Linked DNA regions of Mus musculus: region 1 is linked to region 2. Evidence: chromatin loops called from intact Hi-C (ENCODE). Cell type or tissue: gastrocnemius. All regions are shown on one strand. Links, peaks and the distances in the headings refer to the core of each region. The heading gives the core; the rest is flanking DNA.

The links. Peaks named below come from ENCODE experiments on the same cell type or tissue, not always from the same donor. Only the 100,000 strongest peaks of a DNase experiment are listed, where the experiment ranks them.
Region 1: a loop joins it to region 2, with 7 times the contacts of the local background. A loop is called at or near these places in 16 of 42 quality-filtered maps.

The regions. Positions count from the first base shown.
Region 1 is chr7:45,519,952-45,535,273 of GRCm38, reverse strand. Ppp1r15a (protein phosphatase 1, regulatory subunit 15A) reads left to right here and starts at 9,006. Exons shown (of 3, transcript NM_008654.2): 1 at 9,006-9,279; 2 at 9,883-11,535; 3 at 11,952-12,357. The coding sequence starts at 9,892. The coding sequence ends at 12,281. Plekha4 (pleckstrin homology domain containing, family A (phosphoinositide binding specific) member 4) reads right to left here and starts at 5,675. Exons shown (of 20, transcript NM_001381849.1): 1 at 5,141-5,675; 2 at 4,616-4,705; 3 at 2,909-3,016; 4 at 864-936; 5 at 667-767; 6 at 421-530. The coding sequence starts at 4,699. Tulp2 (tubby-like protein 2) reads right to left here. Exons shown (of 13, transcript NM_008807.3): 10 at 14,420-14,534; 11 at 14,233-14,331; 12 at 13,259-13,430; 13 at 12,887-13,051. The coding sequence ends at 12,918. In gastrocnemius, for the core only: a CTCF peak has its summit at 8,339 (motif pointing right); DNase peaks (open chromatin) are centred at 9,012, 9,250 and 9,943; H3K4me3 peaks cover 5,604 bases; H3K27ac peaks cover 6,643 bases.
Region 2 is chr7:45,467,666-45,482,987 of GRCm38, reverse strand. It overlaps Dhdh (dihydrodiol dehydrogenase (dimeric)), which reads left to right. Exons shown (of 7, transcript NM_027903.4): 4 at 947-1,199; 5 at 3,855-3,979; 6 at 7,236-7,383; 7 at 7,613-9,425. The coding sequence ends at 7,722. It also overlaps a transcript of Tulp2 not described here. Among named protein-coding and RNA genes, the nearest start is that of Bax, 8.4 kb to the right of the region's middle. In gastrocnemius, for the core only: a CTCF peak has its summit at 11,932 (motif pointing left); a DNase peak (open chromatin) is centred at 11,927; H3K4me3 peaks cover 997 bases; H3K27ac peaks cover 1,971 bases.

The DNA of each region.
Region 1 (15,322 bases), core at 4,779-12,778, 55 kb before region 2:
GTGGCACACATATATGCATGCTAGTAAACACTCATTTACATAAAATAAAAAGAAACAAATCTTTTTTTTAACAACACGGCATGGCCTCAAAGCTGACTTTGTTTAGAAAGCACTAGCCAGGAAATAATCCAGAGAGTTTCCATCTCCTTGGGTGGAGTTAAGCAAGTCTGTGGGATACTGAAAGATCAGTCGGGAGTCTTGGCTGGACAAGAAGGTAGGCAGATCTTAAAAGAGAACCCCTTTGAGGGCTGGAGAGGTGGTTCAGTGGTTAAGAGAACCCCTTTTTGCTATTGGAGGCAGTTCCTTGGGGGGAGGGGTCTTTGAGGGTAGGATCTCCTTAGGAGATAGATAGTAATTGCATATTTAAATGGCTGCCCTACAAAGGGAGGCGCTTAAGGCACATGCCCAGCTTGCACTCACCAATCTTCCCCCTCCGCACGAGAGGCCCTCCCCAGTGCTCGAAGCCAACCTCTCAGGTCCTCTAATGTGTCAGCTGCAAGGACATAGGTCCTCATGCCCGGGTGCTCTGCCTGCAAGGGACAGAGGTTGGGACCAGAACTCAAAGGAAGCATGGTAACATTTCTTATCTCCAAATGTGGAAGCCCCAGTGAGTAGTAACATCAAGTTCCCACCTACCACCTAACTAGCATCCACAAACAGACTCACTGTGAAGGTGAATCGCCGGCCACGAGGGGCTCCGGGCCCATCTGGCCTGACACTGTAGCTGGGTAATAATACACTGCCCAGGACACTCTCTTCTCTGCTATCTGCAGATAGGAGTTAGGTCAGAGGTCAGGAAGGGGTCCTGGTAACCAGAAGCCCCAGTGAGAAATTGGTGGAGAAGTCCCAGCCAGGACACTGACCCTTATAGTAGAAGAGGCAATGGCCTGAAAGGACGAACCAACGGCGCTTCCACAGCCGGAGGCCTGAGCTGTCCTAGGGAGAGAAACGAGAAAGAGGCTGAATAGAGGGTACAGAAGAAACCAGATGGAGCAAGTGAACCAGGGGGACAGAGGGATAGAGACTGGGGGAAGGGTGGAGAGAAAGAGAAAGAAACAGAAGGTCAAAGGCCCAGAGAAACCTGAGGAAAGAGAGATTGGGGGGGCAGAGACCCAGAAAGAAGGGAGCAGGAAAGAAAGATGGGGAACATAGACCCAGAAAGAGGCAGGCACAGGCAGAGGGGGACAAAGGAAAGAAAGGGAAAGAAAGATCGACGCAGAGACCCAAAAAGGGTGTTGTGACTGGGGTGGCCAATAGTCTGTTGATGTGGTGGACTCATGGATGGCTGAAAGCTCAATGCTGTGGCCGGTGCAGGTGATAGCACATCTGGCTACTTTTTCTCCCCTTGGAGTCAGGGTTTCCCTTTGTAGTCCTGGCTAGTCTGGAACTCACTCTGTAGACCAGGCTGGCCTCAAACCAGAGATTCACCTTCCTCTGTCTCCTTAGTGCTGGACCATCATCCTGCTTGAGTGTGGCCACTTTTAAACGATGCCTCTGAGAGCATCATGGCTTCTCTAGAAGCCTCAAGACCTCCCATCTCTGCCCATTGGGGTCTGAGAAGTTTCTTGGAAGGTTTGGTTGTGGTGATACACCACAGAGGTTTCATAAACAGGGCCTTGGAGCAAAAGTTCAAAGCCTGAGGTGTAGGAGGTGCCTCTCATATGTTGCTTCTCCACAGACCTCCAACAGCCTTTTTAAAGTGCTGTGGGTTTTATTTGTTTTGCTACAAGGTCTCAAGTAGCCCAGGCTGGCTTTGAATTTGCTAGCCTTGAAGAACCTCATGCCTCTACCTCCTTAGCACTGAGATTGTAGGTCCCTCCCTTTATTTATTTACCCATCCATCACACAATTTCTGCCCCACTCTGATTGTCATCTTGTTTTTTCTTTCTTTCTTTCTTTCTTTCTTTCTTTCTTTCTTTCTTTCTTTCTTTGTTTTTTCGAGACAGGGTTTCTCTGTATAGCCCTGGCTGTCCTGGAACTCACTTTGCAGACCAGGCTGGCCTCAAACTCAGAAATCTGCCTGCCTCTGCCACCCAAGTGCTGGGATTATAGGTGTGCGCCACCATGCCCAGCTATCTTGTTTTCTCTTGATTTGGTTTAGTATTTTGAGACAGGGTCTCTCTATGTTGCCCTGGCTGTCCTGGAACTTTTTTTTTTTAAAGATTTATTTATTATATGTAAGTACACTGTAGCTGTCTTCAGACACTCCAGAAGAGGGAGTCAGATCTTGTTATGGATGGTTGTGAGCCACCATGTGGTTGCTGGGATTTGAACTCTGGACCTTCGGAAGAGCAGTTGGGTGCTCTTACCCACTGAGCCATCTCACCAGCCCCGTCCTGGAACTTTTATTGTAGCTCATGCTTATCTCACAGAAATCTGCCTGTCTCTGCTTCCCGAGTGCTGGAATTAAAGGCGTGTGCCACCATGATCTGCATGTAACCTTAATGAGTTTAGGCTTTTGCTACACCTTTGATCTGGGCCACACCTTTCGATGGAGTCGTACATAAGGACGTTGGAAGAAAGAAGATCTGCTTTTCTTTGCCTGCTTGCTTTGTGGAACGGAGCGACTGCTAGATCCTTGGACTTCCATTAACAACTGCTGCTGACCATTGTTGGGAGTTGGACTACAGACTGTAAGTCATCAACAAATTCCCTTACTACATAGAGACTACCCATAAGTTCTGTGACTCTAGAGAACCCTGACTAATATATTGCAACCTATGTCCTGAGGCCAGACTATGAACCTTTCAAACTACAGGGAATGAACTGCTCAGGTAGGGAGGAAAAAGTAATAGGTGGGGGTGGGGGTGGGGGTGGGGGTGGGGCTGAATGTCTCCATTGGGGATCTGAAAGGAAACTCAGTAACAGGACACAACCCCCAGGGGCCACAGCCCTTCCCACACCTTACCTGTTTGTGCAGCCAGCCACGGATGTGCACCGGCAAGTTGGGGTCTCGTCGAAGTGCATTGTTCCTTTTTCCAAAGGCATGGACCTTGTGTACTGCACGGGTAGGCTTCTGGGGTGCAGTAGGAACAGAAATGAATGAGGGCTTTTCCTGGGACTGGCTCCCAAAGGGATTTCTCTCAGAAGGCAGGCAAGGAGGCTGAGGAGGGCAGCACACGCCTGTAAAACCAGCGCTTGGGAGATACAGGAGAATCAGGGTCTCAAGGTCATCCTAGCGACACAGTGAGTGCCAGGACAGTCAGTGCTGTCTGAGACCCTGTCTCAAAACAAGCAAGCAAACAAAGTAACAAGGGATTGCTTCCTTAACACACTTGAAGCGTGTGTTCAAGTCCTAGCTCTGCCTAAACCAAGGGTTGACTCTACTCTGGTAATCCTATCATTCTGGAGGTTAGAGGCAGAATTAGAGGTTGAAAGCTGTTGAGTGGTGGCATAAGCCTTTCAACCCAGCCCTTGGAATGCAGAGGCAGGCCTCTGAGTTCTACAGAGGGACAGTCGGGGATACATGGTTTTGAGACCCTGTTTTAGGTCATTTTGGGCTACATCATTCAAGTACAGCATGGGCTTCTTTAGAGCCTGGAGCAGTGCCCCTGGCAAGAACAGGCTCTCTGCTCCCACAGGCAGACCTGCCAGAGAACCTCTGCAATCCACACCAGGAGGCTCCCCACAGAGGACATTTCTAGAAGGAAGCCATGGTAGAAGGATGCCTTTGATGCTGCGGGGTGGGGAGAGAGGGATTTCTCATCCTTCACTTCCGGGGGGGGGGGGGTCACCTATGGACACACCCCCTGAACAAGCGGTCTTGGACCACCCCTCCTTGGGAGTAGGCTGGAAACAAATCTGTTCAGTCTCTGAACTTAAGGGAGTAAGGCAAATTTTGTCCTGGGTGATGTTTATATAGCCCAGGTTATCCCCAAATCACTACGTAGGCAAAGCTAGCCTTGACTATCTGATCCTTTTCCTGCTCTATTTCTTGAATGTTGGAATGTGAATGATGTCGCTATCTGCAGCCTGGTTTTTGTCTTTTGTTTGTTTGCTTGTTTGCTTTTGTTTTTCAAGACAGGGTCTATGCAGCTCTAGCTGTCCTGGAACTTACTAAGTAGACAAGGCTATTCTCAAACCCTCCAAGGTTGGCCTGCCTCTGCACTGAGATTAAAGCCACAGCTAGCTCCGGCTTGGGTTCTTGTTGTCTTGCTTGAGACAGGGTCTTACCTAGCCTCTAACTTGATATGTAGCCAAAGATAGCCTTGAACTTTGGATGTTCCTGCCCATATTGGATTACCGTTGTGAACCACCACATCTGGTTATAAGTGGGTGGGTTCCATGGTTATAGACTGAAAAGGAAGTCCCCTAGTCCAGTCAAGAATAATCATCTCTTCTCAGTCTGGGTTTATTTGTTCTTCTGGCTTAGAATTAGGAAGACTGAGAGGGGTGGGGACAGAGCTGGGAATCTCTCCAAATTCCCGGCTGCAGCTGATGCTCAACTTGGGACCAGTCTAGCAAACCCAACCAGTAAGGACCCTGGTCCTCCACCACTGCAGTCCTCAGTGAGGACTCTCTGTGCCTCAGAGATGGCACAGAACTCACAGCTAGGTAATGGGACAGGACAGCCCAGAGCCCCCCTCTCCCCATCCCCCCAGAAGCATGGAAGGACCTTGGTGCTCAGGCTACTCAGAGAGGAGACGGTGGAAGCACTGCTGGCCAGGCTGAGGCTGCTCCGGGGTCGGCCCTGCTCCATGGAGAACTTGGGGGAAAAAGAAAAGGGGGCTGTGTCTCTCCACTGATGGAGGCTGAGGACAGAGTTGGGTCAGGGCTGGAAGGTCAGAGGAGGCTGGGGAGAAAGAAACGGTTGTTTGGGGACTGAGGGGCTGGGGGAGGCCATGGCCAGGGATCACATACCAAGAGCAATGCCAAGAGAGGTGGGCGGCTTGGCAGCTGCGGGGGGGGGGGGGGGCAGCTGTCTGCAGCCAGGCCATAGAATAGGGACTCCTTTATTCTTGCCCACTGAATACTGGCCAGGAATGTGACCCCCTCTATGCATAAGAATTCCAATCCCTGCCTCCATCAGGGCGCCTGAGCTACCTGTCCTGGACTTCCCTCATGAACCCCCAAACCATCTCCCCAATACACCAGGAATGGGCATCCAGGCAAGTCCCTCCCCGCCCAGCCAGGGACTTACCCAGTTCTGGTGTCCTGGTGACAGGATCTGTCACCACCTCTTTTTGTGCCTCTCAGAATGGTCTCCCTCTTCACCTGATATCTGCTTTCTTCTCTGTCTCACTTGTGAGTTCTTTCTCTCCCTCTCTCTGTCTCTCCCCTGCATCTCTGTCTATCTCTGTGTCTGTCTCTCTCTGTGTCTCTGTCTCTCTCCCTCTCCCCCCCCACCCCTGTCTCTCTCGGTGTCTCTCTGTCTCCCCCCTGTGTCTCTCTGTCTCTCTCCCTCTCTCTCTCTCTACCCCTCTCCTCCACCCCTGCCTATGTCACCTCTCCCAGTCCCTCTCCCTACCTTGCTGCTGCTGTCTAATCACTTCCCCTGCCCCCTCCCCACTTCATTCCACTCTTCTACTTCCGCTTTCCACACTCTAGTCTCTTCCTCTGTCTCCCTGACCAGACACATCTGTTTCCTTTCCTTTTCAAGTTCTCTTCCTCACTTTTTCTCTTCCTCCCTCTCCCAGTTTCTCTTTCCTCTCTGCTGGGCTCTCCCTCTCTCTGGCAGCCGCCCACGCTGCCGGCTCCCCTCCCAATCCTGGCTATCCCCGCCTCTTCTGGCCTCCCCACTACAACTTGACCCCTGGCTCAGCTGCCCCCACAGCTAAGCGAGGGATTGGGCTCCCCTAAGCTGTGGCTGGGACTCCTCTATGTTTGGAGAGGGGCTGCAACCCCAGGGCAGAATGGGTTTGTTGTTACTGGGGTTCTGAGCTCCTGGTACCTTCGAGAGAGGTGTCCTAGGTCTTTCAAAGAATGGCATCTCCTTGAGTTCTAGGCCAGCCTGGTCTACAGAGTGAGAGTTCCATGACAGCCAGGACTACACAGAGAAACCCTGTCTTGAAAAAACCAACCCCCCCCCCCCCAAGAAAAAAATGGCATCTCCAATTCCCAAAACCTGGGAAGGCTAGGAGAGAGCTTAGCTGGTGGGAGCCTGGGAAGATACGAGTTAGAAGTAAGGACTCACGGTCCACAAGTATGGCCTTGACCAAGTGGGGCAGCAGTGGTCAGCACCGGTCCTGGAGGATGAGGCAGCCTTAGAAGTGTTGGGTTCTGGCAAGGGCAGAGTTAAGTGGCCAGTTTGAAATGTTTCCCTCAGATCAGACTGATAACCCATTATAAGAGAGGTGTGGAGCCTCAGTGCATTTTGAGGAAGAAAGCACTAAATGAGGAGCTCAGAGAGTAACTCCAGGAGCGCACTGCCCAGTGTGTGTGAGGTGTGAGGCCCTGGGATCCATCCCCAGAAAGAAACACAACACACAGGCTACACACACACACTTTTCTCTTCTCTTCTCTTCTCTTCTCTTCTCCTCCCTTTCCTTCCTCTCCTTTCCTTCCTTTCCTTTCCTTTCCTTCCTTTCCTTTCCTTTCTTTTCTTTTCCCTTCCCTTCCCTTCCCTTCCCTTCCCTTCCCTTCCCTCCCTTTCCTTCCTTCCCCTCCCCTCCCCCCTTCTCCACAAACACACACACCAGGAGGAAAAGGCTGGAATTGGGTCTCTGGATCTATATCTGGGATTTGAACAGAGGTCCCCCACTCCCATGAGAATGCAGGACAATCAGAAATTCAAATTATAAAAGCAGAACCTTTGTACAAATTCAAAAAATGCAGATGCCTGCCTGTGAAGACAGAGAGTCTGTTTAGCAGGGTTCTCCACACTGTGTTGAGGTCACTCTCTTGTAACCTCCACACTGGGTAGGACTGCTGAGTGTTCGGGGCAGCTGGCCTACACGGGTTCAGTTCAGCCCAGATTGCATAGTAAGTTCCAGGCACTTCTGGAATACAACACAGGTCCCTGTCCAAAGACAAAAACAAAAAACAAAAAACAAAAAACAAAAAACAAAAACAAAAACAAAAAAAAAGAAAACAGAAACGTGCACTAAAAAAAAAAAAAAAAAAAAAAAATAGACATAGAAGAAGGAGGGTCCATGAGGGCAGACCTCAGAAGAGGTTGATGCTCCTCTGTACACAGGAAGAGAATTGCCCAAGATTCTTACCCTGTGAGTCCCAGGACAGTGTGGACATACTGTAAGACCCTGTTCAAAACAGACAGACTGGGCAGGCATGGTGGTACATGCCTTTAATCTCAGCACTCAGAAGGAAGCAGCAGGTAGATTTCTGTGAGTTCCAGACCAGCCTAGCCTACAGAGTGAGTTTCAGGGCAGCCAGGGCTATACTGAAAATCCCTGTCTGAAAACAAGACAAAAAACAGACAGATCCACCAAAAACAACTAAAGGACCAGAAAGATGGGTCAGGGCTTAAGTGCTTGCTATTCTTTGCAGAGGACCCAAATTTAGTCCCCAGATTGCTCCATGTGGAGCTTCACAAACATCTTAACTCCAGTTCTACAAGATCAGATGCCATCTTCCGACCTCCTTGTACACCATACAGACATGATATATAATATACACACAGAGGAGAGGGGGAGAGGGAGAGAGAGAGAGAGAGAAAACACTCACATAAAGATTAAAAGAAGGGGGCTGGAGAGATGGCTCAGCGGTTAAGAACACTCACTGCTCTTCCAGAGGGCCTGAGTTCAATTCCCAGCAACCACATGGTGGCTCACAACCATCTGTAATGGGATCTGATGCCCTCTTCTGGTGTGTCTGAAGACAGCTACTGTGTACTCATGTACAGAAAATAAATAAAAAAATTTAAAAAAAAAAAAAAAAAAAAAAAAAAAAAGATTAAAAGAAAATCTTGGTTTTTGTCTTTTTTTTTTTTTTTTTTGCCTGTGAGGTGTGAGATAGCAGCCACTGTTCTGGCGGGGGGTGGGGGGGGTGTTGGTTTTTTGTTTTTGTTTTGTTTTTTCGAGACTGGGTTTTTCTGTATAGCCCTGGCTGTCCTGGAACTCACTTTGTAGATCAGGCTGGCCTCGAACTCAGAAATCCACCTGCCTCTGCCTCCTGAGTGCTGGGATCAAAGGCGTGCGCCACGCCTGGCTGTCACTGTTCTCTGAGCCATCTCACCAGCCTTTAATCCGGGAATCAGGAGGCCGAGGCAATCGGATCTCAGTGAGCTCTAGGCTAGCCTAGTCTACAAAGTTGTGTTCCAGGACAACCAGAAACTAGTCTTGGAAAAACAAACAAAGGCTGGAGAGATGGCTCAGTGGTTAAGAACACTGGCTGCTCTTCCAGAGGTCCTGTGTTCAATTCTCAGTAACCACAAGGTGGCTCACAACCATCTGTAATGGGATCTTATGACCTGTTCTAGCACGTAGGTAAACAAGCAGACAGACCACTCCTACATTTAAAAAAAATACATAAATAAAATTTAAAAACATTGGGTGTTTTGTCTTCTAATAAAAATCCATTGCTAACAGGGGAGTGGTGGCTGGGACCTTTAATCCCAACATTTAGAAGGTAGAGGCTGGTGGATCATTGAGTTTGAAGCCAGCCTGATCTACCAGCCTGATCAGCCACGGATACTCAGAAAAATCCTGTTTCGAACCCCCCCCACTCTCCAAAAAAAAAAAAAAAAAAAAAAAAAAGTCACTCTTGCTTGGAGAAAAAAGGTCGGAAGTCTTGGTGTACGCCCTTAATCCTAGCACTCTGGAGACAGTAGCAGGAGGATTACAGAGATGGAAACCAGTCCCAGCCTCTCAAATAAAGAAAATAAAAGGAAAGGGAAATGGCACGGTACGTGACTGCCAGATAAGGTTCGCGTACTTGCTCGGAAATTACGTGAGATCGACGGCTCTCTCGATTGAGCCTAGGGCACGCCTGAGAAGCTGCGGTGACCTCACAGAGCGCGGAGTCTCCGCGAGAAGTTCAGTGTTGTTTTCCTCTTTCCACCTTTCCCAGGGACTTCCGAGACCCCGCCTCTCCGGTGACGTCAGCACAGCGCCGCGTCAGGGTATAAAAGCCGCGTGGACGATGTTGGCGCAGATTGAGTCAGCTCTGAGTTTGTGGAAGATTACATGCGATATCCCGCGCGACCCCGCATCCCTTTGCCGGCCGGGACAGCCTTTGCTACAGCCTGTGAAACATTGCGTCCCCGAGCCCCACGCCTGAGGGCGACATGAACCCGCTGGCTTCGCGAGCAGTCCGGACCCACGATCGCTTTTGGCAACCAGAACCGGCGCTTCAGCCCCCGGGGTGACGTGCAGCCCGCCGGTGAGTGGGGGATGGGGCGGCCTTTGAGGGAGGACTCTCTGGCGAGGAGACTGGAGAGAGTTGTGGAATCTGAGGGGGCAAGCTGGAGGGCGATTCCAGGTTTGGGGAAAAGGCACAGAAGCCCAGATGGCTTATTTGGTCTGAGAGAGGAGAGCCCACGTCTACACTCTTCGTTTAAAGGGAAAGGGGCCGGGAGGCTCGACCGGCAATATCTGTATAGCGCCAAATAAAGGGAAGGACCCCAGGAGGAATAACCAGGGTCCGAGGGGTAGGCAGAGGGAGGTTTTAGGGGCATGAACACAAGCTTGAGGAACGAAAGGTCACTAAAAAGCCAGACTCTTACAGGTCTGAGAAGGGCTGGCCAGGAACTGTGACTGGGGCTAAGGGAAGGGTTTAAGAGTGTGGGCTCTTGGTTCTAAGGATGTAGAGCTTGGGTGTTGAGAGAGATTAACCAAGTGGCAGAGTTGGGTGTGAGCAATGTTATTTGGAATTCGAGGCAGGCATTCACGTGTTGCTGCTGTGACTATTTGTTACCATGACTCAGTGCTGTGACCCGAGACTGTTTCCCAGAGCGACTTCTAAACAAATTTCCCCCCTTTCTAGCCCAGACACATGGCCCCGAGCCCAAGACCCCAGCATGTCCTGCACTGGAGGGACGCCCACAACTTCTATCTCCTGTCCCCACTGATGGGCTTGCTCAGTCGGGCCTGGAGCCGCCTGAGGGGCCCAGAAGTCCCAGAGGCATGGCTGGCAAAAACAGTAACAGGAGCAGATCAGATAGAAGCTGCGGCTCTGCTGACACCTACCCCTGTCTCTGGTAACCTCCTCCCTCATGGGGAGACTGAAGAAAGTGGATCTCCTGAACAGAGTCAAGCAGCCCAGAGGCTCTGCCTTGTGGAAGCTGAAAGTTCCCCTCCTGAAACTTGGGGACTTTCAAATGTTGATGAGTACAATGCAAAGCCAGGACAAGATGACCTTAGAGAGAAGGAAATGGAACGCACAGCTGGCAAGGCCACACTACAGCCCGCTGGCCTGCAAGGGGCTGATAAGAGGCTTGGGGAGGTGGTGGCTAGAGAAGAGGGAGTGGCTGAGCCCGCTTATCCCACATCACAGCTGGAGGGTGGTCCAGCTGAGAATGAAGAGGATGGAGAAACAGTGAAGACTTACCAAGCTTCTGCTGCTTCCATAGCTCCGGGATACAAACCCAGCACCCCTGTGCCTTTCTTGGGGGAGGCAGAACATCAAGCCACGGAAGAAAAAGGAACAGAAAACAAGGCTGACCCCTCCAACTCTCCTTCTTCAGGCTCCCACTCCAGAGCCTGGGAGTACTACTCTAGAGAGAAGCCTAAGCAGGAGGGAGAAGCCAAGGTAGAGGCACACAGGGCAGGGCAGGGTCACCCTTGTCGGAATGCTGAGGCTGAGGAAGGAGGACCTGAGACAACTTTTGTCTGTACTGGAAATGCCTTCCTGAAGGCCTGGGTGTATCGCCCAGGAGAGGACACAGAGGAAGAAGACAACAGCGATTCGGATTCAGCTGAGGAAGACACAGCTCAGACCGGTGCCACCCCCCATACAAGTGCCTTCCTGAAGGCCTGGGTGTATCGCCCAGGAGAGGACACAGAGGAAGAAGACAGCGATTCGGATTCAGCTGAGGAAGACACAGCTCAGACCGGTGCCACCCCCCATACAAGTGCCTTCCTGAAGGCCTGGGTGTATCGCCCAGGAGAGGACACAGAGGAAGAAAACAGCGATTTGGATTCAGCTGAGGAAGACACAGCTCAGACCGGTGCCACCCCCCATACAAGTGCCTTCCTGAAGGCCTGGGTGTATCGCCCAGGAGAGGACACAGAGGAAGAAAACAGCGATTTGGATTCAGCTGAGGAAGACACAGCTCAGACCGGTGCCACCCCACATACAAGTCCCTTCCTGAAGGCCTGGGTGTATCGCCCAGGAGAGGACACAGAAGATGACACAGAAGAGGAAGAGGACAGTGAGAATGTGGCCCCAGGTGACTCAGAAACAGCTGACTCAAGCCAGAGTCCCTGCCTTCAGCCCCAGCGTTGTCTACCAGGAGAGAAGACCAAGGGACGTGGGGAAGAGCCCCCTCTCTTCCAGGTGGCCTTCTATTTACCCGGAGAGAAGCCAGAATCACCTTGGGCTGCACCTAAGCTGCCCCTTCGACTGCAGAGGCGGCTCAGATTGTTCAAAGCCCCCACCCGGGATCAGGACCCCGAGATTCCTCTAAAAGCTCGGAAGGTGAGTGTTAGACTAGATTCTAAAGCCGCTTACTTTGTGGCTCAGGAATTTATAGTCCTAGGGCTGGGATTACAATAGAATTCCACACTGCCTTTTTTTTTTCTTTAATATATAATTTATTCAAAGGGCCTAGATTCTGAGTCGGGAGGAGGAAGAGTCTGGGACCTGAAAATCCCTAAGGAAGTGTGTTGGAGGCGGAGACTCCAGGGAAGCCATGGGTTGCGACTTCTTGCATATGAACTCTGCTGGGAAGGCTGTGTTCACTCTCTTGCAATCTCCTGTAAGAGGCAGGGAGAGTGGTAGTTGTGGCCTGGACATCTGTGTCTTAGAGTGAATCAGAGGGGCAGGCAGGTGACTATTCAAATACCAAACATTTTTGCGTGACAGACTTTTTTATTTATTGTCCCCGTCCCCAGGTACACTTCGCTGAGAAAGTCACAGTCCATTTCCTTGCTGTCTGGGCAGGACCAGCCCAAGCTGCCCGTCGAGGTCCCTGGGAGCAGTTTGCACGAGATCGAAGCCGCTTTGCTCGACGCATTGCCCAGGCAGAGGAGAAGCTGGGTCCCTACCTTACCCCTGATTCCAGGGCCAGAGCATGGGCACGCCTTAGAAACCCATCTCTTCCACAGTCCGAGCCTCGCTCTTCCTCTGAGGCCACTCCCTTGACCCAAGATGTGACCACACCCTCTCCCCTTCCCAGTGAAACCCCTTCGCCCAGCCTGTACTTGGGAGGGAGGCGGGGCTAAGCCTGAGTAGTTTCCTATTATTTATTTATTTATTTATTTGAATAAGAAATAAAGCCTTTTAATTTGTAGTGATAAACTCTTACGTGTGTTCTTTATTGGTAGCTTCCGGGGAGGCTAAAAATGGTGTCCAAACTTTAGTTTAAGACCAACTTGATCTAGTGAGACCCTCTTAAAACACAGTCCTGTGTAAGGGACTTCCTTATGTAAGGTGCCACAAGTAATCTCCGCACTGGGAAGCTGAGGCAGGAGACTGGCTTGGGTTCCAAGACAAGCATAACATAGTGTGGCTGTCTCAAAAAAATTGAAGGGACAAGGAAGGGTGGCATATATACACAAGGTGCAACGACGACATCTATGTTATAACGAAGCCCATTATTTTGTACACTAACTAAAAAAAGAATAGTCAAAAGATTTATTGTTAAAAGACAAGGCCAGGCACAAAGGTGCGCGTGCTTTGTCATCCCAGTACTTCAGGGGTGGAAGCAGGAGGAGCGGATGTTCAAGGCAAGCCTCAGCTACATAGTTGTTGGAGACCAGACTGAGTATCAAAAAACTAAAAAAGAAAGGAGGAGGCATGCCGTGAAGCTTTCTCCAAACGCACAGAACAGAGTTGGTGAGGGATGGTATTTTATTCAGTTACTCACACGCCAGTTTCCCATCGAAACTGGATAAGCAGATGGCGAAGGCTTGGAGCGGGCAAAGAGGATATCGGAAATCCATCGTGAATATGTTTGGGGCCACACGGCCAAACTGGAGCACCAGGTGGTCGGCTGAGGAGCAAACCAGGAACTAGTTAAAATTCTTTTTTGTTACACCGCACTCGCGGTACCCTTACCAAGCTAGGGAACGCAAGGAACTCAATAAACTACATTTCCCAAGAGGCCGTGCGACCGTGAGGCAGCCACCCTGCTTAGTTGTACTTGAGTGCCCCCTTCCGCCCCCATCCCCCATCTTTCTTCGGGTTGCTAGCAGCTCACGTTCATCCGGGTGCACTATCTGGAAGTTCTTGACTGAAGCCCGCGTGACGCGACCGTGAAAATTGAGTACGTATGCGCCGCTTTCGTCGCTCCACGATGGGGCCTTGTTCTGCAGTAGAAGCAGCCCGTGTCCAGCGCCCTTCTGTACGCGACTCAATATGGAATCCTGATCCTTGAAGATACAGTAGGGGGCATCGTTTGTTAGCCCACCAGAAGCCCGATTTTTAGTCCATGTGCATATATGTTATTTGTTTTGTTTGTTTGAGAATCAGTTTCTCTAGATTGCCAGGTTTACTTTTTGTTTCTTTTTTTTTTCTTTAAAGATTTATTTATTTATTATATATAAGTACACTATAGATGTCTTTAGACACCAGTAGAGGGTGTCAGATCTCATTACAGATGGTTGTGAGCCATCATGTGGTTGCTGGGATTTGAACTCAACCTTCAGAAGAGCAGTCAGTGCTCTTAACGGCTGAGCCATCTCTTCAGCCCCTACTTTTTGTTTCTTGAGACAGAATTTTTTCTGTGTAGCTCTGTGTCCTGGAACTTACTCTGTAGACAGAGATCTGCCTGCCCTCTGCCCCCACTCCTACCTCCTCCCCGAGTCCTGAGATAGATTTATTTATTTATTTATTTTAAGACAAGGTCTCACTGTATAACCCTGGCTGGCCTGGAACTCGTAATTTAGATGGGACTAGTCTCCAATTTAAGAGGTCGGCCTTTCCTCTCCAACTAGGGAGTAATACATGCTTTGCTAATCACTGAGCCATCTCTCCAGCCCTAGCCTCAGAAGTTTTGAGTCTCAGGAAGTTTCTGGGATGGAACTCTGGCAAAGCCATTCAAGATTCACACATGACCTGATAGCCGTTGTCCCACCTGAGATCTATGATGGAGTTCTCTCTTAGCGTTGAGAATTCAAACTTTAAAAACTCAAACTCAAAAAAACCCAAAAACAAACAAAAACAAAACCTCACATTTTGTGGCTGGACTTTCATCCTCTGCTTCCGGCTGTCCATTCCTGGAAGGATCACAGTCATTTTCCGAGGCCCCCTGAATCCCAAGACATTGGTCTCCTGGCAAGATAGTTTGCATTGCAGTTGGTCTGACCCTGTGCTTTCCTATCTACTGGCACCCCTATTCTGCCCCTGCCCGAGGACTTACATAACAGACGACTCCCAGCTCCTCTCTGATCCGGGCACTGTCTGGAACCCAGTAACTCCGCTCAGGGTTCACCCCATTATCGAAGATGGTGAATTTCGTGCCCAAGACATTGGATCTGCTCCAGGAGGGTGGTGGACAGAGTGACAATCATGTTTGTGATTCTTCTTCTTCTTTTTTTTTTTTTAATAAAGATTTTATTTTATGTATGTGAGCACACCATCACTGTCCTCAAACACACCAGAAGAGGGCATCAGATTCCATTGCTGTGGTTGTGAGCCACCATGTGGTTGCTGGGATCTGAACTCAGGACCTCTGGAAGAGCAGCCAGTGCTCTTAACCACTGAGCCAAACTTTCTAGCCCCCCCCTGATTATTCTTTAAGTACTTTAACCCATCCTCTAAAAAAATTCCACAGTGGGCTGGTGAGATGGCTCAGTGGGTAAGAGCACCCCACTGCTCTTCTGAAGGTCTGGAGTTCAAATCCCAGCAACCACATGGTGGCTCACAACCATCCATAATGAGATCTGACTCCCTCTTCTGGAGTGTCTGAAGACAGCTATAGTGTACTTACATATAATAAAAAAAAATAGAAAAATAAATCTTTAAAAAAAAAAATCCACAGTCCCAGCTCCCTGTTTTTTTGGTGAGTTATCCTAGCCCACGTTGACTCTCTAAGAACCCTCTTCCACCTAGGAGATAAAAACTCACACACTCTGGGCTTCATTCCCCACAGGGACTTAGGGATCCCAGGCCCCTGCCTATAAAAAAACAAAAACAAAAACCCAACCTATACATCATAAATGCTAGTCTGTATTCATGGCATCCAAAACTTTCATCTTTTTCCTCCCCAACTGTGGAAATACAACCTGCAGAACTACAAAACTCATCAGGCTTTAGTGCCAGT
Region 2 (15,322 bases), core at 7,257-15,256:
AGTGTACTCATGTAAATAAAATAAAATTTAAAAAAATCATTACATTAAGGAACATCTAGTTTCACAGAATTCACCAGAGCAGGAGAAAGAAGTAAGAAAGTCAGATATAATAGAATAATTATGAACACCAAGGCCAACTGAAAAGCAGCCACACACAATGAAATCTATGCAGCCCTTTTCCAGGGCAAAGGTTAGGAGAGATAGGAACAAATGTTTTTTACAAAGATCTGCTGTGGGCTACTGAGATGTATCCATCCCGACCTACTACAGGCAGTCCTTTATTTCAGATGGCAGGTCCCCTCGAGGCATGTGTCTCTTGCTTCTCAAGGTCCCAGATGCCATCCTTTTTTACAAGGAGCTGCTGTGAGCTTGTGAGACATCTCCATTTGAGCCTGCTGCTGGAAGTCCCTGTCATGGTATTCTGTCCCCAGTATGTCTCCTGAGTGCAGTGGGTAAAGGCATGCACTGCTATATCCACCAGTGTAGTTTTTAAAGGGCTAGAGTTGTTTCAAGGCTCTGGGTTCAGGTCCACCTGCCCAAGGAATAGTGCTGCCTACAGTGTGCTGGGCCCTCCTCCAGCAATTAAAATCAAGGCACCTCCTCCCCCAAGACATACCCACAGGGCTATCTAATCTAGGCATCTTCTCCGTTGAGACTCACTTCTGCTACACAAGTGTTTGAAGACAGCCTGGGCTGCATAATATTCTGTCTTTTTAAAAAAGTGTGTATGGGACAGAGACAGTTGGTACATGAAACCTGGGGTGATGGCCCAGTGGGGAAGGTCAAGAAGGACCTTGTATTGGGGGTTCTTACTATGGAAAGAACTATGTGTTTGGGGTATGGGGAGCAGTGGATATCCCTCAAGACTAGGATGCTAAGGGAGGTGCAGCTGATTACCTCAGTACTGATGCCTCCATTTCCTTGGGCTCACGTCTCTGGTCTGCAGGCCATTTGGAGCCGATTTTTTCCTGCCATGGAGGCTCTGAGGGAAGTTTTAGTTCAAGGAACTATCGGAGACCTACGAGTGGCCCGGGCAGAATTCGGATTTGATTTAAGTCATATACCCCGGGCCACAGACTGGAACCAAGCCGGAGGTGGTCTGCTGGACCTAGGCATCTACTGTGTCCAGTTCTTATCCATGATCTTTGGTGCACAGAAGCCAGAGAAGATTTCAGCTGTTGGGAGGATCCATGAAACAGGTACTTCGTAGTCTCGGCTGAATGGCGTTCTCTCTCCAATCTCGTGTCGCGCCCCCCCCCCACTCCCCGCCCCCCCCCCCCCAAAAAAAGTTAGACAGCTGAAAGGTCTTCCTAGAGGGATTCCCTTGCCTAGACACATAAAGAACTACCATTCCCAGAATCGCCAGTGGCACGTATGCACATGGTTTAAGCAAGTAGCTACCCCATGGCATTCTGGGAAATGCAGTTCAAAGACCATCCCGGGCAATGTGGGCGGGGCCCAACGTCTCAGAATCCTTTCAAACCTATCCTGTGTGCCTTTACCCTTTCACACAGGTCACCTCTCCACTGGGCTCTCATGTGATCTGAGACTGGACAGCTGATCCTGTTTTGTTTTGTTTTGTTTTTTCGAGACAGGGTTTCTCTGTATAGCTCTGGCTGTCCTGGAACTCACTCTGTAGACCAGGCTGGCCTCGAACTCAGAAATCCGCCTGCCTCTGCCTCCCGGTGCTGGGATTAAAGGCGTGCACCACCACGCCCGGCTTGGACTGCTGATTCTTAATTACCTGACTGGTTAAATGTTAATGGGGTTGCTGTGGGAGTTAATGAGGAATTAAAATACCTGTTAAGGCAAATGTGAAGCAGTTAAGAAATAGAAACAATTGATTCCTGGAGGTGATGATGAATACCTTTAATCCCAGTGCTGGCAGAGGCAGGCAGAGCTATATGAATTCAAGGCCAACCTGATCTACAAAATGAGTTCCACGACAACCAGGGCTATACAGAAAGAAACCTTGTTTTGAAAAACAAAACAAGCTGGGCAGTGGTGGCACACATCTTTAATCTCAGCATTTGAGAGGCAGAGGTAGGCGGATTTCTGAGTTCGAGGCCAGCCTGGTCTACAGAGTGAGTTCCAGGACAGCCAGGGCTATAAAGAGAAACCCTGTCTCGAAAAACCAAAAAACAAAACAAAACAAAACAAAACAAAAGAAAAAACCAAACAACTTTATTTTTTGTGTATGGCTGTTTTGCTTTTATGCCAGCTGCCTTTCAGCAGAGGTCACCAGATCTCTTTTTTTTTTTTTTTTTTAAAGATTTATCTATTTATTATATGTAAGTACACTGTAGCTGTCTTCAGACACTCCAGAAGAGGGAGTCAGATCTTGTTACGGATGGTTGTGAGCCACCATGTGGTTGCTGGGATTTGAACTCCTGACCTTTGGAAGAGCAGTCGGGTGCTCTTACCCACTGAGCCATCTCACCAGCCCCACGAGATCTCTTGAAACTAGACTTGCAGACCATTGTGAGCTGCCAGTGGGTACTGGGAACTTAACCCGGGTCCTCTGTGAGAGCAGCCAGTTCTCCTAACTCCTGAGCCATCTCTTCAGCCTCCTCCTTTCTTTTGAAACAGTAAATAGAACCTGAGACCTGAACACACCATGAAAGAGACCTAACCTGATTCTTTTTAGCACTCTTTGTTGGTTTGTTAATTAACTAGTTTATAAACAAAACTTACTAGCCTCTAACTCACAGAGATTTGCCTACCTCTGCCTCCTGAGGACTGGAATCAAAGGTCTGTGTCACCATACTTGGCACTGTGAATTGGGTGGGTTTCTCTTGGGGGGGGGGGCAGTGTTTGAGACAGGGTTTCTCTGTGTGTTAACCCTGGCTGTCCTGGAACTTACTCTATAGACCAGGCTGGTCTTGAACCCAAATATCCTCCTGCCTCTGCCTCCTGAGTCCTGGGACTAAAGGAGTGCACCACCACCCTGCCAGTTAATTGTTTTGTTTCTTTTAAGATTTATTTTGTTTTCATTTATGTGTGTGTGTGTGTGTGTGTGTGTGTCTGTGTGTGTCTCTGTGTGTGTGTGTGTGTGTGAATATATCCTATGTTCAGATCAGAAGAGGAATTAGAGCCCCTGAAATTGGAGTTACAGACAGTTGTGAGCTGCCCAATGTGGGTGCTGGGAATTGAACCCACATATTCTGCAAGAACAGCAAAGGCTCTTAGGCGCTGAGCCATCTCTTCAGCCCTGAGAGAGAATTCAGATACCATACAATTACTCCTTTGAAGTACATAATTAGTTCAGGGCATTGTGGCTCAGGAGTTACCCCAGCCTTTGGGAGACTGAGGTAGGGAAGATACCAGGAGTTCAGAGCCAGTATGGGCTACACAGTGAGGCCCTGTTCAGAGCAGGCCAGGTGAGATGGCTCAGCGGGTCAAAGGAATCTACCACCGAAGCCCCATAATCAGAGTCTGGCCCCCAGAATTCAGGAAAAGAGGGAAAAAGAGAATTTTTTGGAGTTTTTTGACTTCTACACATGTGCTGTGACACATGTCCCTCTGCATGTACAACATACACATATACACACTAACAATAAATTAGAAACTTAAAAGCCAACACTATTCAGCCAAGCATGGTGGTGTCTGCCTGTAATCCCAGGCCTGGGGAAATGAGAGAAGAGGATCGGGAGATAATTGTCTAACACACAGGAAGCTTGGGATGTGCGCTCCTGGAGATTCTGTCTCCAACAAATAGAACCCAGCAACACCAACAAAAAAGAAACAGCAGCACGCAGGCCATGTGTCACGCAGGCCATGTGTCCGGGCCGGTGTTGGAGGACTGTGCAGTCTGACCCAGGTCTCAACCCCTCTGACTTGTGCCTTCTTTCCAGGTGTGGATGACACTGTCAGCGTGCTACTTCAGTATCCAGGAGGGGTTCATGGCAGCTTCACCTGCAGCATCTCCTCCAACCTCCCCAACACAGCGTATGTGAGTGGTACCAAGGGCATGGCCCAGGTGAGACATCACAAGCCGGAGCGCTGGGGACCCTGTGCAGCCGCCATCAGAGGGTGTGCCTAGAGCTGCAATAACCTCTTCTTTACCACGCTTCTGAGACACTCACTCTCATTAACAACCAAGCCAGGAGATGGGGGTTGGGTCTTGGAAGCCACAGTCCCATATCCTCAGGTCTTAGGACAAAACCGTTCTTCTGATGTATGGGTTTTGGGTCTAGGAATGGAAGCCTAGTCTTTCTGAGTGCTAAACATATGCTCTGCCATCCAGGTACTCTCCAGCCTCAGGTTCTTTCTAGCTGTAGGTGCTACTTCCGCTATTCCTGCCACCAAATACCCAACCGAAGGGAAGGTCTATATAGCTCGGAGTTCCGGACCTGTCTGTGTGGCAGGGAAGGCATGGAGCGTGAACCAGTTTGGTCTGTAACAATGGAAGCTTTTCATACAACTGTTCACACCATGGCAGTGAGGAAGCAGTGTAGGGAGAATTTTGGTTTTGTTTGTTTGTTTTTAAGATTTATTTTATGGGGCTGGTGAGATGGCTCAGTGGGTAAGAGCACCCGACTGCTCTTCCGAAGGTCCAGAGTTCAAATCCCAGCAACCACATGGTGGCTCACAACCATCCGTACCGAGGTCTGGCGCCCTCTTCTGGAGTGTCTGAAGACAGCTACAATGTACTTACATATAATAAATAAATAAATCTTTAAAAAAAAAAAAAAAGATTTATTTTATGTATATGAGTACACTGTAGCTGTCTTCAGATACACCAGAAGAGGGCATCAGATCTCATTTACAGATGGTTGTGAGCCACCATGTGGTTGCTGGGAATTTGAACTCAGGACCTCTGGAAGAGCAGTCAGTGCTCTCAACCACTGAACTGCCTCTCCAGCCCTGGTTTCGTTTCTTTTCTTTTCTTTCTTTCTTTCTTTCTTTCTTTCTTTCTTTCTTTCTTTCTTTCTTTCTTTCTTTCTTTCTTTTTTAAAGATTTATTTATTATATGTAGGTACACTGTAGCTGTCTTCAAACACTCCAGAAGAGGGCATCAGATTTCATTATGGATGGTTGTGAGCCACCATGTGGTTGCTGGGATTTGAACTCTGGACCTTCAGAAGAGCAGTCAGTGCTCTTACCCATTGAGCCATCTCTCCAGCCCCCTCTTTTTTTTTTTTAAACACACACACACACACACACACACAGAGAGAGAGAGAGAGAGAGAGAGAGAGAGAGAGAGAGAGAGAGAGAAAGAGAGGTGAGGGGGGAGGAATGTGCTTTTGTTTTAATCCCGGTGTGGCGTGTGGGGCTGCTGCAGACTGTCCACAGCAGCTGACTATGAACTGCCTCATGTTCTGGCAGGGATGTGATTTTGCCAGCTGTAGATAGTTTCTGTGATTTTGTGACATTTGGGGTTCTGGGGACTTTTCAGAGGGTCTATAAATGCTTAGGCCAAGAGCCAGCTGGGGTGGATTGTTGGTGCGTTGCGATGATTTTGGCTTGTTAAGTAGTGATGGGCAAGGAAGAAGCAAGAAGACATCAGCTACCCTGACGGTGTAGATCAATCTTGCTTCAGGGACCTTGATGCCTCTAATCAGCAGAAACTCGTCTAGCGTATCATACTCCCTTCCCCCTCCATCCTTTCCCCCTCTCCTATCTAGTGTTAGGGGCTTGAAAGAATGGAAGAAAAGGGGTGGAGAAGGGTGGAAGAAAGGAAACCCCACAACATAGCAAAGACAAACTATAAAGCTGTCCCGTCCCTGACTCAGAAATTCACAGCTCTTGAATCGCTCCACCTGCTGGAGGCCACGTGTACAAACATCTGATTTTGTGAACAGCTGAGGTTCCAAACCTTATGCCAGCCAAGCCTAGAACACTCTAGCTGTGTGTGTGATCTTTCCAGTTGTTTCCAGCCAGGCCTAGAACATTCCAGTTGTATGTGTGATCTAGCTTTCTAGATGTTTCCAGACACTATGTGTGTCTCACCAGAGGTCAGCTTTTCCTGGATTTCTGGAATGCCAGAGTTAGAAATAAATCCTGATTTTGGTCTGAAGGTGTGGCTCAATGGAAGACTTTGATAGCATATATGGTACCCTGCACTTGAAATGTAGCTGCCAAAGAAAGGAAGTCCTGCTGGGCCTAGAGGTGAAGGGGAATGACAAGTCCTAGGCCATCCTGGGCTCCAGAGGGATTTCAAGGGCAGTCTGAACTACTCAACCAGACCCTCAAAAATAGAAAGACAAAGAGGAATCAGGAGACACAGGGCAATGATCTGGCCCAGGCTTAGAACCCTCGAGGGAGTGGCTACAAGCATGGCTCAGTGTAGAGCTCTTTTTTAGTGTGTCCTGATAGTGATCCCTAACACCTCAATAAAAACCTTTTAATGAGGGGGCTGGAGAGATGGCTCAGTGGTTAAGAGCACTGACTATTCTTCCTAAGGTCCTGAGTTCAATTCCCAGCAACCACATGGTGGCTCACAGCTATCTATAATAAGATCTGCTGCCTCTTCTGGTGTGTCTGAAGACAGCTACAATGTATTCACATACATGAAATAAGTAAATAAATCTTTTTTTTAAAATGTAATGAAAGAAATCATCTATATAACAAGTTAAACTATAGAATGATTTGACCCTTTCCCTGCATTTTGAGGGACTTTAACCATCCTGTCCTCATGTCCCAGCTGTCATCTCTGTGTTTCCATCCTGTCCTACAAGTAGGCAGAGGGCTAGTTTAACTTCCAGGTCTTCTACCAGATAAGAAGAAAGATGTTATATGGAACCAGGTATGAGAACACACACTTGTAATGAATCTCAGGCAGAATCAGCAGTCTAAGAGCAACCTCAGCTTCACAGAGAGTCAGGGTCCAGCCTGGACTACATGAGACCTTGTCTCAAAATTTAAAAAAAAAAAGTATAGGAGCCAAGATTGACAATACCAGCCTGTAGTGCTAACACCCAGGACAATGTGGTAGTAAGCCTTCATTACACTGCAGAAGTAGTTCCTGGTCTTCGGGTCTGAGGTCCTTTGATCCTGGGGAGATAACAGACAGGTCTTAGTATGACAGGCCCATTGCTAAGGAACAAACTCTTCAGCCCCACTCTAGGTTGAAGGCGGGACCGAGCCTCACAAAATTGAGGGTGGGGAGTAAATACTTCACTCGAAGGTGCCAGAGCTGGGTCCTGGGTACCGCTCAGCCAGCCGGTTGTTGGGAGTAAAGTCCTTGAGCCATGTTGATAAGGGCCGAGTAGTCACTTATTATCTTCCTTTAGATTCAAAAATTGTGGGCCCCAACAGAGCTGGTGGTGAATGGAGAGAGGAAGGAGTTCCCTCCGCCTGTCCTTGGGAAGGACTACAATTTTGTAAATGGGTCATGCATGCTCTATGAAGCCAACCACGTGCGTGAGTGCCTGCGTAAAGGTGAGGAGGGGCGGAGGGCTGCACTGGGGCTACATCTGAGGGGACTGTTGTGTTCTAGCCTGCCCTGAAACGCAAGTAGCTATTTAGAACTACATCTCCCAGGATTCAGAGAGATAGCCACCTTCTCAAACTACCCTGCCCATGCCGCAAAGACTTCTGGGAATTAATAGTCCTCTTGCTGTCTGATGCGTGCGTTTTAGACAAGTCTTCCTGTGGTCACTCTTCCCAGGTCTTAAGGAGAGTCCTGTAGTTCCTCTGGCAGAGAGTGAGCTCTTGGCTGAGATCCTTGAGGAGGCGAGGAAGGCCATTGGAGTCACCTTCCCCCAGGATAAACGCTGATACAGCTCCTGCGACAGATGTGTGTGGCAAGCAACCTTCCCTCCTGCTTGGACCTCTGTAACCTGACTCTCATTGCTTTGGAGTTGTTGTTGTTGTTGTTGTTGTTGCTGCTGCTGCTGCTGCAAATCAGCACGTGTTCTCTCCCTTTCTGGGTGTTGGGAGCCAGCTTTGATGAGTCAGGGTGTGGAGTCAGGGGAGTCTACAGACACCAAAGCTTCTTTCTAGGACAAACAGGTTCTCTCTTTACTTTAGGGGGAAACACACGCACACGCACACGCACACGCACACACACACACACACACTTGATGGATGAAGCTAGGCTCCAACAACTTTATTTTTCCCCCATATCCCCCAGCAAACTCTTTGAAGAAGTATAAAAATTACAATGTGGTTACATTCTATCTTTAAGTGGATGAATAAATGAAGTACAATGAGTTCAAGTAAAAACAACAACTACAAAGCCCAGCAGGCCCCCAGCACCCTTACACAATTAAGCAATTTATATATTACATGCAGAAAACAGATTATTAACATGAATCCACATACATTCCTGTCTAAGCAACTTGTTATAGACTAACAAACTGTGGGTAAAAAAGGTATTTTTTTCTCAGCCAGTTCTTTGACTGGCAAGCTGCAATTTGTGATTATGAAGAAAGGAACAATCATTTTGTTATTTGTCCTGAAAAGTAATTTTTAAAATTATTCACTTTACACCCCAGTATCAGCCCCACCTATCTCCTCCCAGTCCTCCCTTCACACAGCTCAGCTCCCCCCCCATTCCCTCTCTTCCTCTGAGAAGGGGGAAGCTCCCCTGGGTACCACACACACACACACACACACACACTCACACACACACACACAAACACACTCACACACACACACACACACACACACACAGCATATGGAGTCACTGCAGGACTAAGTGCATCCTCTCCCACTGAAGCCAGATGAAACAGCCCAGTTAGGGGAATGGGATCCACAGGCAGGCAATAGATTCAGGAACTAAATGTAATCATAAAAAACTTAAAGAATCACAAATCTAAACTTTTATATAAAAAAAACAGTCCTTTCTACTTTAAATCCTCGGGTACATAAACAAAAACCTGTTTCTGGTTGCGGTGTGGTTCAGCCCTTGGCATATACACCTTTAATTCAAAACAATGGAGGTAAAGTTAGTTTGTAAAAGGAAGCACCCATGTTTGAAAGTGATGTCTAATTGAGTGGCAAGCAACAAATCAGATTTGACAGACTAGGATGTGCCCAGCTCCCATGAGAGCAGAGAGGAGAGAGAGAGAGACTGCTTTAAGAGAGCAAGGCAGGGCGATAGGAAGGAGGAGGAGGCAGGCTACTGCTACAGAGACAGGTTGAACAGAGAACAAGCTAGACTCAGGGGAAGACAGAACAAGCCAGGGAGTGAGAAGGAGCCAGAAGATAAGAACACATTGCCAGAGTTAGTTTGAGGCCAAGCAGAACAACCCAGTTAGAGGCTGAGAGAAGCCAGACTGGATCAGTCAGCTTAGAAAGGAGTTTGAGCCAGAACAACTGAGTTCAGAAAGAAAAAGCTTATTCAGAGTAAGTCTCAGAGGCTGAAACAGTGTAGACCTAGATAAGATTGTGCGGAGGCTAGAAGCTTGCAGGCCTAGGGTCAACTATCAAAAGTGTGCTCTTCTAAATTTAAATTGTTCCCCAAGATTTTCTACATTAACAAAAAAAAAAAAATCTTTTTTTTTTTTTTTTTTTTTTTCAAGACAGGGTTTCTCTGTATAGCCCTGGCTGTCCTGGAACTCACCACCCGGCTAACAAAAACATCTTAACCTAACTATACTAACTACATCTCTAAATTCTTTCTGAGGCCGAATCCTTTTTTTTTTTTTTTTTTTTTTTAATTTATTTATTATTATATGTAAGTACACTGTAGCTGTCTTCAGACACACCAGAAGAGGGAGTCAGATCTTGTTAAAGGTGGTTGTGAGCCACCATGTGGTTGCTGGGATTTGAACTCTGGACCTTCGGAAGAGCAGTCGGGTGCTCTTACCCGCTGAGCCATCTCACCAGCCCAGAGGCCGAATCCTTAATCTGCTCCAACAGCAATGCTCAAAAGAGATCAATCATTATTATTGTAAGAACCAATGATACTTGCTGAGGTGATCTTTATGTGCGCTTGCGCTGTGCAAAGATTGTCTCTGTATTATTCAAATGCTGGTTTCTGAGTAGGCAGGCCAGATTTTGGTATTGTTAATCATCACCTGTTGTAGTGTTTTGTAAACACTTCCTTCAACACTGCCTGATTTAATAAAGAACTGAGCGTGGTGGCTCTTGTCTTTAATCCCAGCACTCGGGAGGCAGAGGCAGGCGGATTTCTGAGTTTGAGGCCAGCCTGGTCTACACAGTGAGTTCCAGGACAGCCAGGGTTACACAGAGAAACCCTGTCTTGGGAAAAAAAAGAAAAGAAAAAAAGAACTGAATGGCCTATAGCTGAGACAGGAGAAGAAAGGCAAGGTTTCTGGGGAGAGTTAAGAACTCGGGGAAAGAATCTGAGGCAGGAGATTTGCCAGTGAGACACAGAAGAAGCCAGAGGAGAAATAACAAGCCACGTTACAGAACATAGATTTTTTTTTTTTAAAGATTCATTTATTTTATGTATGTGAGTACACTGTAGCTGTCTTCAGACACACCAGAAGAGGGCATCAGATCCCATTACAGATGGTTGTGAGCCACCATGTGGTTGCTGGGATTTGAACTCAGAACCTCTGGAAGAACAGTCAGTGCTCCTAACCACTGAGCCATCTCTCCAGCCCAGAACATAGATTAATATAAAAGTGTTAGTTTATGTTATAAGAGCTAGTTGGGAACCAGTAAGCTAAGGCCTGTAAAGCTTTTATAATTAATAAATGGTCTCTTTGTCATTATTTGGGAGCTGGCTGGCCTAGAAAGTCCTAACAGTTACAGACACTGCCCAGTGAGGGACTGGAAACCCCCTTAGAGTTTCCATACAACCCGTAGATTATGGGCAAAGTGGTGACCTCAAGGGCAACAAGCAGAGAGAAACTCCATAAGAGAGTCAAGTCCTCAGAGCATGGAGTCCTTGGGACCCTGCCTCTCCCAGGCACACCTGCGGTGATTACGCTAACCACTGGGCCATTTTCCATGAGTTCCAAAGTTGCTTCTTGTTCCCACACAGCCCCTGACATCTGGGCTCCTGAAAGTCATCTTGCCTTTGTTTTCTCTGTTAACCCCTAACCCTGTCTGTCCAGCCTCAGCCTCACCAGGCTGCTTCTTTGGAAAGAATGAATGAAAGAGCTTCCTGGTGCAAGGGTACCTGGGTGATGGGGAGCCAAGGGGAACCTCAGTCATACCATGCAACACTCCTCCTCACACAGGATTCTTGGGGAGAAACCCACAACGGCAGCTACCTCTGACCAGAACAGAGACAGCCCTGGGCTGGGCAGAGGGGCAGGCTTGGGTAGGGTCTTCAGAGCATGCACAGTGCACTAGTGGTGATGTACAGATTAGCCAGGATTATTGCTTGGCCATTAACCCTGAGTCATGGGGTAAAGATTTCCAAGTCCTTGGTTCGGGGACAGGTCAGAGGCAGGGTGATTTTCCACCGACCTGTTACCCTACTATGAGAGACCCAAAGTGGCCTTGAAGAAATCTGGAATACCTGGTGACTAATATTGCCAGGGTAGCTCCATCATGCTTGCTCTTTCCTTGAGCTTGCTTCCCTTGCTTGGGACTGATTAAGTCTGGGTGTGATGTTGGGTGATATGGTATCACACAACTTTAATCCCAGAGGCAGGTGGAGGTCTGCGCCAGCCTGGTCTACAGAGGAAGTCCCTGGACAGCCAGGGCCGCACAGAGAAACCCTGTCTCGTGTCTCAAAAAACAAACAAATTGTGGATGTGAGTGCTGGAGTTCACAGCCTGTGTGAGTGCCCACAGCAGAGCAAGTGTGTGGGTCACAGAGCCTAAACTACATTCTTCAATGTCCTCTCAACTGGCTGATGTCTCCTTATCAGGAAACAGAGATACTAAGTGTACTACATCCTGCTTGGAAGTGCTTCAATGGGATAGTTTCAGCTTTAACAAAAATACAGAACTTTGGGCTGGAAAGACATCTCGGCAGTTAAGAGCACTGGTTGTTCTAAAGAGAACATCAGTCTGGCTTACAGAGCTAACTTCAGTTGGAGAGAATCTGGCACCCTCTTCTGGTTTTGGTGGGCACTGCACTCGTGTACATATGTATTAACTAAAAATAAAACAGACCTTTAACTAAAACCACACCTTCCAATTCAGTGTTTTGCCTTTTAACTTCTATTATGGTGGCGAATAACCATTGTCCTGATGACAACTATACTTTGGATGTCATATCTTCCTCATGAGGCTCAATGCTAGCTCAGTCAAGGCATGAAAATGGGAAACTTGGGGCTGAGATGAAGGTCAGTTGGTAGAGTTCCTGCCTAGCACACAACTGAGCCCTGGGCCCAGTCCTCAGAACTTTATAAACTATGCATAAAGGTGTGTGCTAGCACTTGGGAGGTGGAGACCAGAGAATCAGAGACTCAAATTTGATCTGCGATGTCAGGATATCTAATTTCTTCTTGTTCCTTTTTTTGTGCACGACTACTTAATAAGCTGTGACCATCAGCAATCAACAACCCACCCTACCTCTCAGGCCTCAAGCATTTATAGACCCTCTTAAAAATCCCCACACGATCTAAAGGAGCCTCATACCCCATCCTTGAGATTAAAATGAAAACATATTCTTGAAATATTTCTGTGGGTTTTTTTGTTTTTTGTTTTGTTTGTTTGTTTGTTTGCTTTTTGGTTTTACGAGACCTGTGTAGACCTGGCTGTCCTGAAACTCACTCTGTAGACCAGGCTGGCCTCGAACTCAGAGATACGCCTGCCTCTGCTCCCCCCCCCACCCCACCCCCCCCAGTGCTGGGATTAAAGGCGTGTGCCACCACACCCGGCTTGTGTTTTTTTTTTTTTTAAGATTTATTTATTATTATATGTAAGTACACTGTTGCTGTCTTCAGACACACCAGAAAAGGGAGTCAGATCATGTTACAGATGGTTGTGAGCCACCATTTGGTTGCTGGGATTTGAACTCTGGACCTTCGGAAGAGCAGTCGGGTGCTCTTACCCACTGAGCCATCTCACCAGCCCCCGGCTTGTGTTTTTTAACGCAGCCAAAATTCCACAATTGTCACTACACGTGTACACACACCACAGAGAAGACAAGGATAGGGAGAAGGCTTACTTGGTAAAGTACAGGTCACACGTTTGAGAGCCAGGCTGGATTGCAATAATACATGCATAAAAACTAGGGCCTCTTTTGTGCTGTGATTTTTTTTTTTTAAAGATTTATTTATTTATTATATGTAAGTACACTGTAGCTGTCTTCAGACACCCCAGAAGAGGGAGTTAGATCTCGTTACGGATGGTTGTGAGCCACCATGTGGTTGCTGGGATTTGAACTCTGGACCTTCGGAAGAACAGTCGGGTGCTCTTACCCACTGAGCCATCTCACTAGCCCCCTGTGCTGTGATTTTTATCGTTGTTAATTAGATAAAGCCTAGAATCACCTAGGAAGAGTATCCTTTGGGGGAAGGGCAGGTTTTAGAGACCAGACTTCTCTGTGTAACAGCCTGGCTATCCTAGAACTCACAATGGAGACTGGTTTGGCCTTCAACTCACAGAGATCTGCCTGCCTCTGCCTCCCGAGTGCTGGAACTAAAGGTGTGCACCACCACACCTGGCTAGGAAAAGGGTATGAAGGGAAGAAAGTCTAGATTAGGTTGGCTTGTTTGTGGGAATTATCTTTGTTGATTGAAGCGCCAAGTCTCAGCCCACTGTGGGTGACTCCATTCCCTAGGCAGGGACTTCTGGACTATGTAGGAGTGGAGAAAGTAAACTCAGCATTGACCTGGATACATTCATTCACCACACTTTGCTGTTGACTATGGATGTGATGTGGCTAGGCCCTGCTGGTGTGACGTTCCTGCTCTGGCTGTCCTTGAACTCAGAGAGATGGTCCTGCATCTCCCTCCTGTGTGCTAGGTTTCAAACCATGCACCGCAATGCCCAGCTATGTTGATTGATTGATTTTCATGTGAAACACCTCTCAAGGCCCAGGGACATATCTGACTTCTGAGAAGACTTGAGTTTCAAAGGCAGCCACTGTCTCTAGTACATCAGCCAGGCATTAAAGGATACATTTGGAGATCACCATGTGTCAAGCAGTGTGCTAGTTTCTAGGGAATTGAGAACAAATGAATACAGTCTTCTTGGGAAACCAAGGTAGGTGAGAGCCACCAGCAATGAACGAAAACACTGCACACAAAATTAATTACAGTGCTGTGAAGCATAATAAAACCCAGTGGTTAAAAAAAGAGAAAAGAAAAGAAAAGAAAAGAAGAGAAAAGAAAGCCGGGTGTGGTGGCACACGCCTTTAATCCCAGCACTGGGGAGGCAGAGGCAGGCGGATTTCGGAGTTCGAGGCCAGCCTGGTCTACAAAGTGAGTTCCAGGATAGCCAGGGCTATACAGAGAAACCCTGTCTCAAAAAACCCACCAAAACAGAAAAGAAAAGAAAAGAAAAGAAAAGAAAAGAAAAGAAGGGAAAAGAAAAGAAAAAGGAGAGCTGCCCGTGGTGGTGCACACCTTCAATCCCCACACAGAAGAAGAGGCAGGCAGTTCTCTATGTTCGAGGCCAGTTTGGTCTACAGACTGAGTTTCAGGACAGCCAGGGCTACACAGAAGCTGTTTCAAATAACAAACAAAAACTCTGGGTGCTTTCAGAGCTTTTTCAACAGAGGACTCAAGCCAAGAGACTTTCTGACACCCAGATAACTCTACCCTTCCCCTGCTCAAAACTTCCCCTGGGTCTCAGGTCTCAGACACCCTCAGAAGACTGATAAATTCCTGCTAGAAAACTCCAGAGTGTCTGTCCTGGCCTGCTGCTACTTCACATTATTCCTCCTCTTCCTCCTTCTTCTCTTTTTTTTCTTTCTCTTCTTTTTTTTTTTTTTTCCAAACCAGGGTTTCTCTAAGTAGCCATGGCTGTCCTGGAACTGGCTTTGTAGTCCAGGCTGACCTCGAACTCAGAGATCTACCTTCCTGCGTTCTGAGGGCTGGGATTAAAAGCATACACAACCACCATCTGACTCTTTTTTCTTCTTCCTCCTCTTCTCCTTCCTCCTCCTCCTCTTCCTTTTGCTTGGCATCCTAGGCTGGCTTCAGATTCACAGCAATTCTTCATAGGTTTCCATGTTCTGGGGTTACAGGTATGGGCCACCATACCAGGGTCTCTTTGCAACTCCCATCTTCCTCCCGGTTTCTTGTTTTGATTAAGGATCTCAGTATCTAACTTAATTGACCTGTCACTTGCTATGTAGACTTGTGTTTTGTAAGGTATGAGTGAGGTATGGTGAGGTGAGAAGGGTACCTCAGAGGGCCCATCACTGAGAAATCCCTTCCTCCTGAAGTACCGGCCATGTAGTATGTAGCACCAGATGATGTAGTATGGAATAGAGTTTATTTAGGACATGGGAAGTAGAGTTGGGAAAGGAGGAGAGAGAGAGAAAGGAGGGGAGG